Regions from separate parts of the Homo sapiens genome. Here region 1 is linked to region 2. A link is a loop called in an ENCODE intact Hi-C map of the cell type or tissue named here. Cell type or tissue: natural killer cell. All regions are shown on one strand. Each heading gives the region's core, and the rest is flanking DNA. Links, peaks and the distances in the headings are about the cores only. Region 1 overlaps CD2BP2 (CD2 cytoplasmic tail binding protein 2). Region 2 holds the start of SNORA80C (small nucleolar RNA, H/ACA box 80C).

What was found. Peaks named below come from ENCODE experiments on the same cell type or tissue, not always from the same donor. Only the 100,000 strongest peaks of a DNase experiment are listed, where the experiment ranks them.
Region 1: a loop joins it to region 2, with 6 times the contacts of the local background. A loop is called at or near these places in 40 of 110 quality-filtered maps.

Annotation. Positions count from the first base shown.
Region 1 is chr16:30,347,522-30,352,887 of GRCh38, forward strand. CD2BP2 (CD2 cytoplasmic tail binding protein 2) reads right to left here. Exons shown (of 7, transcript NM_006110.3): 7 at 3,252-5,366. Among named protein-coding and RNA genes, the nearest start is that of CD2BP2, 5.1 kb to the right of the region's middle. RefSeq lists an enhancer at 211-710. In natural killer cell, for the core only: no CTCF peak of the experiment used is centred there; a DNase peak (open chromatin) is centred at 3,170; H3K27ac peaks cover 3,031 bases.
Region 2 is chr16:30,415,894-30,421,259 of GRCh38, forward strand. ZNF771 (zinc finger protein 771) reads left to right here. Exons shown (of 3, transcript NM_001142305.2): 3 at 1,662-3,521. The coding sequence ends at 2,474. It overlaps SNORA80C (small nucleolar RNA, H/ACA box 80C), which reads right to left and starts at 3,866; the gene lies at 3,732-3,866. RefSeq lists silencers at 1,649-1,738, 2,019-2,098, 2,129-2,178. In natural killer cell, for the core only: no CTCF peak of the experiment used is centred there; DNase peaks (open chromatin) are centred at 2,028 and 2,873; H3K4me3 peaks cover 1,257 bases; H3K27ac peaks cover 1,293 bases.

The DNA.
Region 1 (5,366 bases), core at 104-5,103, 68 kb before region 2:
CCCGGCAGCTGGGGACTGGGCTCCACAGGGAGTTCAGAGTGGCTGCTGACTCCACGGAGCACTGTTGTTACTTGGGCCCCACACAAAACATCTACCTTGAAATCCATCCTTGGGAGAAACTCCTCTCAGGTCTTGGCATCAGGAGGAGCTGGGCATGTCCAGGTCTCCGGCTTGGTTCCTGCCGGGAGCAGAACGGAAGGCAAGTAGCTCAGCCTGACCCCCTGCCTGGGAGCCTGGGTGAAACGACTAGCAGCACGTCATCAAGCTGGCCGCACTGCCGCTCTAGGGTCTGGGTAACTAGACACTCCTCATGGGAAGGGGTGGCAGATGTGGCAGAGACGTGAAGAGCCCTCATTCCTCCGGCATGAGGAGCCGGAGCCTTCACTTATTTGAACCCTGCTGGACTCCTGTGCAGGCCTTGTCTCTCACAGGGCCACAGCAGCTGCCCAGGACAGAGTCTGACGCCCCAGGCCTCTGTCAGGAGTGCCGAGACTTCCTTCCCCAACTCCTGCTACTTCTCTGAAGAATAACCTGGCCAAGGCAAGAGGCTGCATTCAGGCCTGGGTGCCATGGCTCACGCCTGTAATCCCAGCACTTTAGGAGGCTGAGGTGGGCGGATCACCTGAGGTCAGGAGTTCGAGACCAGCCTGAGCAACATGGTAAAACCCCGTCTCTACAAAAAAAAATTGCAAAAATTTAGCCAGGAATGGCGCCATGCATCTCTTGCTCCAGCTACTAGGGAGGCCGAGGCAGGATTACTTGAACCCAGAAGCCTGAGGCCGCACTGAGCCATGATTGCACCATTGCACTCTACCCGGCTTGACAGAGCAAGACCCGGTCTCAAAAAAAAAAGTTTTAAGTGAAAAGCAAAGAACTTCACCTCTGTGGTCTTCCTCCCTAAACTCCATAAACCAAACCTATTCATGAGAAAAAGGATCAGACAAACCCAAATTTTAGGAATATTCAACTGGGTGTGGAGGCTCACACCTGTAATCTCAGCACTGTAAGAGGCTGAGGCGAGAGGATCACTTGAGCCTGGGAGTTCAAGAACAGCCTGGGCAACATAGTGAGACCTCATCTCTAGAAAAAAAAAAAAAAACATATATATATATAATGCGTATATATAATGCGTATATATATATGCGTGTATATGTGTATATATATATGCATGTATATATATATAATGTGTGTGTATATATATATATATATATATACATTTTAAATTTATAAAGTTGTTTTTAAAAAGAATATTCTGAGGCCAGGTGCGGTGGCACACACCTGTAATCCCAGCACTTTGGGAGGCCGAGGCAGGTAGATCACCTGAGGTCAGGAGTTTGAGACCAGCCTGACCAACGTGGTGAAACCCCATCTCTACTAAAAATACAAAAATTAGCTGGGCATGGTGGCACACGCCTATAATCCCAGTAACTCGGGAGGCTGAGGCAGGAGAATCACTTGAACCGGGGAGGTGGAGGTTGCAGTGAGCAGAGATCACACCATTGCACTCCAGCCTGGGTGACAGAGAGAGACTCCGTCCCCCGCCCCCCGTCCGCCAAAAAAAAAAAGAATATTCTACAAAATACAAACCAGCACTCCTTGAAACTGTCAAGATCAACAAAGGTGAAGCCTGAGAAGCTGTCAGGCTGAGGAAGCTAAGTAGATGTGACAACTAAATATAATGTGGTGTCACAAGGGATCCTGAAGCAGAAAAGGACATTAGGGGAAAACTAGAAAAATAAAAAAAAAGTGTGAAGTTGAATTAGTAAGAAAAATTTTAAAAAAGGGTGAAGTTGAATTAGTATTAATGTACCGTACATCCACACAATACACTGTTATTCAACAATAAACAAAAGGACTGGGCACGGTGGTTCACGCCTGTAATCACAGCACTTTGGGAAGCCAAGGGGAGCGGATCACCTGAGGTCAGGGGTTTGAGACCAGCCTGGCCAACATGGTGAGACCTAGTCTCTACTAAAAATACAAAAACTAGCTAGGTGTGGTAGCACAGGCCTGTAATCCCAGCTACTTGGGAGGCTGAAGCAGAATCGCTTGAACCCAGCAAGCAGAGGTTGCAGTGAGCCAAGATCGTGCCACTGCACTCCAGCCTGGGTGACAGAGCAAGACTCCGTCTCAAAAAAAAAAAAACAATAAACATAGATGAAGATATCCACATGGCTGAACTTGAAAGCATAGGGCCAAGTAGAAGCCAGACCCAGAAGACCACATATATGATTCCATTTATCTTCAATGCCCAGAAGAAGCAAATCTAGAGGCAGGAAGTAGATGGGTGGTTGCCAGGGCTGGGGGGTGAGGAAAGGTGGGGAGTAGTGAGAAGGGGCTACTCATGGGTCAGGTTTCTTTCATGGTAGGAAAAAAAGGTTTTAAAATTAGACTGTGGTGATGGTTGCACAACCCTGTGAATATACAAAAAACCACTGAAGGGTACTGAAGCGTGGTGGCAGGTGCCTGTAGCCCCAGCTACTCGGGAGACTGAGGCAGGACAATCCCTTGAACCCAGGAGGCAGAGGTTGCAGTGAGCTGAGATCGTGCCATTTGCACTCCAGCCCGGCAACAAGAGCGAAACTCCATCTCAAAAAAAAAAAAAAAAAAACTTACTCAAACAAAAAGTTTATATCTATCTATCTATCTATATGTATCTCTTACAAACTGTATACATATAAACTGCATATATACACACACAACTAAAAAAGAAAAGCACACTGGGCACAGTAGCCCACACCTGTAACCCCAGCACTTTGGGAGGCTGATCTGGGAGGATCGGTTGAGTGCAGGAGTTTGAGACTAGCCTGGGCAACATAGCAAGACCCTGCCACTACAAAAAAAAGTTTCTTAATTAGCCAGGTGAAGTGGTGCACTCCTGTAGACCCAGCTACTTAGGAGGCTGAGGTGGGAGGATCACTTGAACCCAGGAGTTCAAGGCTGCATTGAGCTATGATCACACCACTGTACTCCAGTGTAGAGAGATGTTGTCACCCCTACTGGGTGACAGTAACACCCTGTCTCTAAAAACAAAACAAACAAAAAGCCAAGGAGTGCTGTTTCAGATGTGCTATAAAGGCCACCCTAGCAAGAGGCAGCCACATTTATAAGTGCTGACAGGGACCTGAAATAGCAATGTGGTCACAGGAAGGGAGAACTTAGTGAGATCGGGTGGTTCATGAGGTGTCCCCTGGATGCATGAGTAGTTGTTTCCTATTGGGGCTGTTAACAAATTACCACAAACTGAGAGGTTGAAAACCACACCAATTTATTATCTTACAGTTCTAGAGGTCAGGAGTCCAAAATGGTTTTCACCAGGCTGAAGTCTTGTCAGTGCGGCTTTGTTTCTCCACGGAGGCTCTGGGGCAGAATCCAATGCCTTTTCCAGCTCCTCCAGGGGCCACCTCATCGCCTGGCCCCAGGCCTTCTTGCCATCTTCACAGCCAGAAGCTTCCTTGCTTCATGCGCAGACCCTCGTGACTCCCCTTCCCTTATAAGGGCCCCCATGATTACTCAGGGCCCACCTCAACCATCCACGGTCATCTCCCCACCACGAAATCCTGAACTGAAGCACAGGCGCCGGGTCCCTTTTGCCACGCAAGGTAACACTTTCCCACGTCCTGGGGTTCCAAACCTGGACATCTCTGGGGGCTGTTATTCCACCCACCGTCATCAGTGAGGCGCCTTCAGGAGGGGCTGTGAGGTCACGTGAGGTCGGCTTCAGAAGGGCTAGGTTTGAGTGCCTGGAGGACACTGGCAGGAGGCGCCCCTGGGCTCCATCCATTTACCACGCACGCACTCAGCACCCCTGAGACCATCCCTGGGGCCTACAGGAGAACCCTGTACCTCAGCAGCCCTGAAACCTGCTTTCCACTTCCGGACCTTTCTGAAATCAAGACGCATCTTTAGATCAATGGCATCTTACTGTGTCACCGGCAGGCCTCTTCTTTCTTAGTGACGTTTAAAGGAAGGTATCTTACCCCTGATGGCTTCTTGGAGTGAATGAAATTCCGGTGTGAGCAGGCACTAGAAGGGGCCTCACAAGAGTGTCAGGTGACCCCACTCCGCCCTGGCCCCCAAGTCTTTCCTAGTTGCTCATCTGGCCCTTTCTGACCTGGGATCCCAAGTGTCCTGCAGCTCCAGTGCCCAGACCCCCATAACTAACAGACCCCACTAAAGCCACACACATGCTCAGCTCTCCAACCACGGTGGGGTCCAGGAGCCACCCCTCCCGCTAGGTGTGCCTAAACCATGGGGATCTGACTCAGGGGCTCTCTCTCGGCCTGGCTGCAAGCTGAAAACACCTGGGGGCTTCCAAAATGCCCAATGCCTGGGCCACAACCTAGACCAGCTCAATCTGAATCTCCAAAGAGATATTACAGCTCCCCAGGAGACTCCAAGGGGCAGCCAGAGTGCAAAACCGGAAGAAACCATCTAACGTGGGGCAAGGGAGGCGTAAGGCAATGCTGGTGGGGCGTGGAGGTGGAGGGTGCCAGGCCCAGGCTATAGAATTACATCTGTCTATTTCCCATGCCCCTGCCACCAGACTCTGAATTCCTGGAAGGGGACCAACCCAGCTACCTCAGTTTCCTCAAGGCACTAGCCCTGTGCCAGGCACATAGTGGGGTCCAGAGAATGTAGGCCGCAGGGCCTCCAAGGCCAGGCAGCAAAGGCTTTGTGCCAAGAAAGGTCTGGGAAAGGAGCCCACTGGGTCTGGGCCAGCCCTTTGATTCCTGTGATCTCCAGTGAGTCACTGCCCCTCTCTGTGCCAGTACAATGCACACTTGGCCCACACTTGGCCACTGAGTTTGCACTTCACTGAAGGGCTGTGGGAACGACGGCAAGGATAGAGGAAAGCCAGATTAGGGAAGACACTGGCTCTCAGAACCTTAGGGATCTCGGTCTTGGGCCACTCATCCCACTTCTGCCCAGCATCTAAGGAGCTTGAGAGGGTGAAGCGAGAGTAAGAGGGTTCCATGCTCACCCCCAACAGGGTCCCAATGTCTTCTCGATGCCCTGGTCCTTCTGGGCCTAAAACATCCACTTCTGGGGCTCTGTCCTCTGGTGGCTACAAGGATAAAGAATCTGAGGTCCTGAAAGCCAAAGACCTAAGAGGAATCGAACAAGAAACCTGGGAGAGGAGCACAGAGCAGCGCAGTTGGGGGTGTTTACACGGCAAGCAGAGTCCAGGCAGGGAGGCCACAGGATACCTGACAGGCACCTCCAAGAAGGATCTTCATGGGAGTACTCAGGGACCAAGACAAGTCCAAAGGGACTGTGGAGAAGGCCCCTGGCTTCTGGCCATCAGCACAGCCAAGGCCCCAGTACACAACTAAAGGCTTTTATTGGGAAAGGGAAATTGACTG
Region 2 (5,366 bases), core at 117-5,116:
CAATATGCCCTCAATACTCTTCACTGTTAGTCCAGAATGTTTTCCCTTCATGTGCCTCTTAGAAGGCATTTCTTTCCTTTTTCTGATTTTTATCTCTAAAAGGCCAGAGCTTGTGAAACTGGCTCATTTTCAGATTGTTTCATTTCAGACCTCAGAATAACATTTGGCTTTTACCCTTGCCTTTTTCTTCACTGCTTAAAAAATGATAGGTGTTTGCTATTCAAAGCTGATTAAGAGCCTGGACTTGGTCCTGGCCTGGCTTCCAGGATGCCCCTCTCCTGCTCTCCTCCCTCCCTGGCTTCTCCCCATCTTGCTGCCCTAGGTTCTGTCTGCCCATCCCCTGGATGATCTCATCCACTCATTCTCAAGGCTTTATAAACCATCTATAGGTTGACAGCTTCTCAATTAACATCTCCAGTCTAGGCCTCGCTTCTGAGCTCCAGATATGTCAAGAAGCCGTGACACCATCCAAAACAGATCTCCCCTCTCAACTTGCTCCTCCCACCGTCCTCATCTCTGTAAATGGCAACTCCACCTTTGCAGTTGCTAAGCTCAAAAACCTTGAAGTCATTTTGATCTCTTTTTCTTCACACCTCATATCTAATCTCTTATTAAATCTATTGTCTCACACTGCAAATAGATCCAGAAGCCAATCACTTCTCACCACCTCCACCATCCACCGTCCACTTCTGTCACCTGGGTATGAGCCACTATCTTCTCTTGCCAGGTGGCTGTAGTGGCCTCCTCACTGGGCTTCTGCTTCTGCTCTCTCCAACTCCTTCATTTGGTTTTCAACCCCAGTAGCCTGAGGGGAGCCTTTTTAAATGTGTAGGATATGGTCACTTCCCTGCTCAAAGCCCTCTGACATCTCCTCTTACAGGTCCCTGTCTCCTTTATAATAAAAGCCAGAGCCAGGCACAGTGGTATGTGCCTGTAACTCCAGCTACTCAGAAGGCTGAGTCAGGAGGGACTGCTTGAGCCAGGAGGTTCGGGACCAAGCCTGGGCCACGGCAAGACCCTGTCTCTTAAAAAAAAAAAAAAAAAAAAAAGCCAAATATAACAAATACAAGGCCCTATATGCCAAGAGATCTCCACCACTACATCCGTGACTCCCCCCATCATGCATTCTGCTTTAACCAATTTTTCTTGCCATTTCTGGAACAGCAGGCAACTCCCGCCTCTGCGCCCTGCCGTTCCCTCTGCAGTGCTCCTCAGAGGGCTATCCACGTAGCCTGCTCTGTCACCTCCTTTAAGTCTTTGCTCATGTTATCATATCGGTAAAGTGTCTTGACAACCCTGTTTAAATCTGTAGCATCCCCAATACCAGCATTCCTTATCCATTATTTCTGAAAGCAGGAATTTTTTAATGCTTTTTATTTAATGCGGAATCCCCGTGCCTAGAACAGTCTAGGACACTGCATGCCCTCAGTAAATATTGGTTGAATTAATAAAAATAGCTAGAACGCCACTGGGCTTTGTGATGTGTGCGTTACGCGCATTATCTCACTGGATGCGCACAGCCATCCTGGGAGGCAGCACCGTGGCCTTTCCTATTTCATAGATGGGGAACTGAGGCTCACAGAGGGAGCAGCCTGTGGAGACCCAGGTCTCTGGCTCCGGGGCCTGCCGCTAAGGGCTGACCTATCCCCCTCTCCCCGCAGGTCCCGGGCGAGGCGCCCGCGCCGTCCGCCGACCCGGCGCGTCCCCACGCGTGCCCCGACTGCGGCCGCGCCTTCGCGCGCCGCTCCACGCTGGCGAAGCACGCGCGCACGCACACGGGCGAACGGCCCTTCGGGTGCACCGAGTGCGGGCGGCGCTTCTCACAGAAGTCGGCGCTGACCAAACACGGCCGCACGCACACGGGCGAGCGGCCCTACGAGTGCCCCGAGTGCGACAAACGCTTCTCGGCCGCCTCGAACCTGCGGCAGCACCGGCGGCGGCACACGGGCGAGAAGCCGTACGCATGCGCGCACTGCGGCCGCCGCTTCGCGCAGAGCTCCAACTACGCACAGCACCTGCGCGTGCACACGGGCGAGAAGCCGTACGCGTGCCCGGACTGCGGACGCGCCTTTGGCGGCAGCTCGTGCCTGGCGCGCCACCGACGCACGCACACGGGCGAGCGGCCCTACGCTTGCGCCGACTGCGGCACGCGCTTCGCTCAGAGCTCGGCGCTGGCCAAGCACCGGCGCGTGCACACGGGCGAGAAGCCGCACCGCTGCGCTGTGTGTGGCCGTCGCTTCGGCCACCGCTCCAACCTGGCGGAGCACGCGCGCACGCACACAGGCGAGCGGCCCTACCCCTGCGCCGAGTGCGGCCGCCGCTTCCGCCTAAGCTCGCACTTCATTCGCCACCGACGCGCGCACATGCGGCGCCGCCTGTATATTTGCGCCGGCTGCGGCAGGGACTTCAAGCTGCCCCCTGGCGCCACGGCCGCCACTGCCACCGAGCGTTGCCCGGAGTGTGAGGGCAGCTGAGTCCCGCAGGGCTGCGGAGGGGCGCGCTGGGGCTTCGACCTGGCTGCACTAACCCAGGCTCCTCCTCGCCCCGGCCTCCGGGTCTGGGAAATTGAGGGGACGGCAGGCCCGGCTGCCCTGGAACTGGGAGACAGGGAGAATCCCCTGCCGGGGTCCCTGGAAACAGTGCCCACCCCACATCACTACATTCCCTCGGCCCGTGTTAGTGAATAAAGTATTATATCCTCACCCCACCCGTGCCTGTGAGTGAGGTGGGTGGGAGAGGAAGAAAGTTGGGGTTCTCCAGGCTCAGGTGCCAAGTGAGTTGTCAAGGAACCAAATGGGGATGTAAACCTAAAAGGGGTTCCCGGCACCTCGGTTTGTGTTGGTTGGAGGTGATCGCACACTTGGCCCTTGGTTACGTCCTCATAACCTTAGACCTGAAAGGGCCCATAAATATACTATGTTCACGATCAGACACGCACTGCATTCGGCAGAGCTCCAGTGAGCAAGGCACGACCCTCAGATCTCAGTCTAGTGAAGGAGAGAAAACTGTAATAACACTACGTTAAAGGTTTTAACTGCTTTGTTATGTAAGCTTACCCAGCCCGGCGCACAGTGACTCACGCCTGTAATCCCAGCACTTTGGGAGGGCGAGGCTAGCAGATCACTTGAGGTTAGGAGTTCGATACCAGCCTGGCCAACATGGTGAAACCCGGTCTCTACTAAAAATACAAAAATTAACTGGGTGTGGTGGCGGGCGCCTGTAATCCCAGCTACTGAGGGGGCTGAGGCATGAGAATCACTTGAACCTGGGAGACAGAGGTTGCAATGAACCGAGATAGTGCCATTGCACTCCGGCCTGGGCAACAGAGGAAGACTGCCTCAAACAAACAAAAAACAACAAACCAAACCAAACCAAACCAAAAAAATCTCAAAGCGATTGGACCTAGCAGCTCATGCCTGTAATCTCCAGCACTTTGGGAGGCGGAGGCAGGAGGATCTCTTGAAGTCAAGAGTTTGAGATCAGCCTGGAGAACAAAGTGAGACCCCCATCTATTAAAAAAAGAAAAAAAAAGGCTGGGCATGGTGAGGCACACTTGTAGTCACAGCAAATGAGGAGGCTGAGGTGGGAGGATCACTTGAGCACAGGAGGTTGAGGCTACAGTGAGCTAATATTGTGGCACTGCACTCCAGGCTGGGCGACAGAGTGAGGCTGTCTCAAAAATAAATAAAAATTTAAAATTCCAAAGTTATAAAAAATTTTTTCTTGTTTTCTACTGTGCAACCCACTTCAGTGCCAGCAGCCTACAGGCATAGAGGCCCGGCAATGGTTGGGGCTACAGTTTGCTCTGGCATGGGGTACTATGAGAGGCCTAGGGAATCCAGCCCATCATAAATCCAAACCCATGCGTTGTTTTAAATTTATTTTGGGCCGGGTAAGGTGGCTTACGCCTGTAATCCCAGCAGTTTGGGAGGCTGAGGCAGGCAGATCACCTGAGGTCAGGAGTTCGAGACCAGCCTGGCCAACATGGTGAAACCCTATCTCTACTAAAAATACAAAAATTAATTAGCCTGTAATCCCAGCTACTCAGAAGGCTGAGACAGAGTGAGACTCCATCTCAAAAAAACAAAAAACAAAAACATCAGCTGGGCGTGGTGGCAGACGCCTGTAATCCCAGCTACTTGGGAGGCTGAGGCAGGAGAATTGCTTGAACATGGGAGGTGGAGGTTGCAGTAAGCTGAGATCACACCATTGCACTCCAGCCTGGGTGACAAGAGTGAGACTCTGTCTCAAAAAAAAATAGTAATAAAAAATAAAAATAAATTTATTTATTTTGTAGAGACAGGGTCTCGCTATGGTGCCCAGGCTGGTCTCCATATCCTAGCCTCAAGCAATCCTTCCACCTCTGCCTCCCGAAGTGCTGAGATCAGGCATGAGCCACCATGCCTGGCTAGGTAAATCTTTTCTGTCCATTTTTGCTACAGCCAATGAATGGCAGAGACAAGTAAATAGGCACTTGCAGTCCAGTGTCAACTGGTGCTATGATGGAGGAAGATAGGCTCTTCTCAGAGGTGATGTTTAAGTTGGGTCTGGAAGGTGAAGCTGGGGTTCGGGAAGTGTGGAGAGAGCCCCTAAAGCTGCATTCCAGGGTCATTAGAGCTTGCAAATGTTCCCTGGGGTGGAATGGGGGGACAAAAAGCAAGAGGGTTTTGGAAGTGAGGTTAAAGTATCCAAGGTAGCAAAGCCTTGAGGGCTTAGAGGGGAAGGATGGATCTGACATCTGTAGGGAGCTGGAACTCATAGCAGTGGACCTGGGGTTGAGGGAAAGGAGATGGGACTGACTTCATTTCTTAGCTTGGGTGACTGCAGGACAGTGTCACTGAGATGGGGGTGCAGGATGAAGAGCAAGACAGGAGGTTAAGTGGGGCAACTGTTACACCCCAGTCTGGACATGCTGAATGTTAGGTCAGCATGAGGGAGGGGATTGGCAATAATAGCTTAGAGATATCAGGTCTGGAGTTCGTCTGGAGTCCATGACACCATGTCCAGAAGAAAGCACTCAAGAAGAGTCTTGAAAGTGGCCAGGCGCGGTGGCTCACGCCGGTAATCCCAGCACTTTGGGAGGCCGAGGGAGGAGGATCACTTGAGGCCAGGAGTTCAAGACCAACTTGGGCAATATGGTAAGACCCCGTCTCCACTAAAAATAAGGAAAAATAGCCAGAGGTAGGAAGAAAACCAGGTAAGCATCTTATCTGGGAAATCTAGAGGAAAGTGTTTCAGGGAGAGTGGAGGATCAGCTGCTGCTCTGGTGCCCGCTGCATTTGTCATGAAGGTGGGGATAGTGGTGAGAGTCGTTTCAGTGGAGGGGGGTGAAAACCAGCCAGGAGGCAAGGTTGTAAATGGGACAG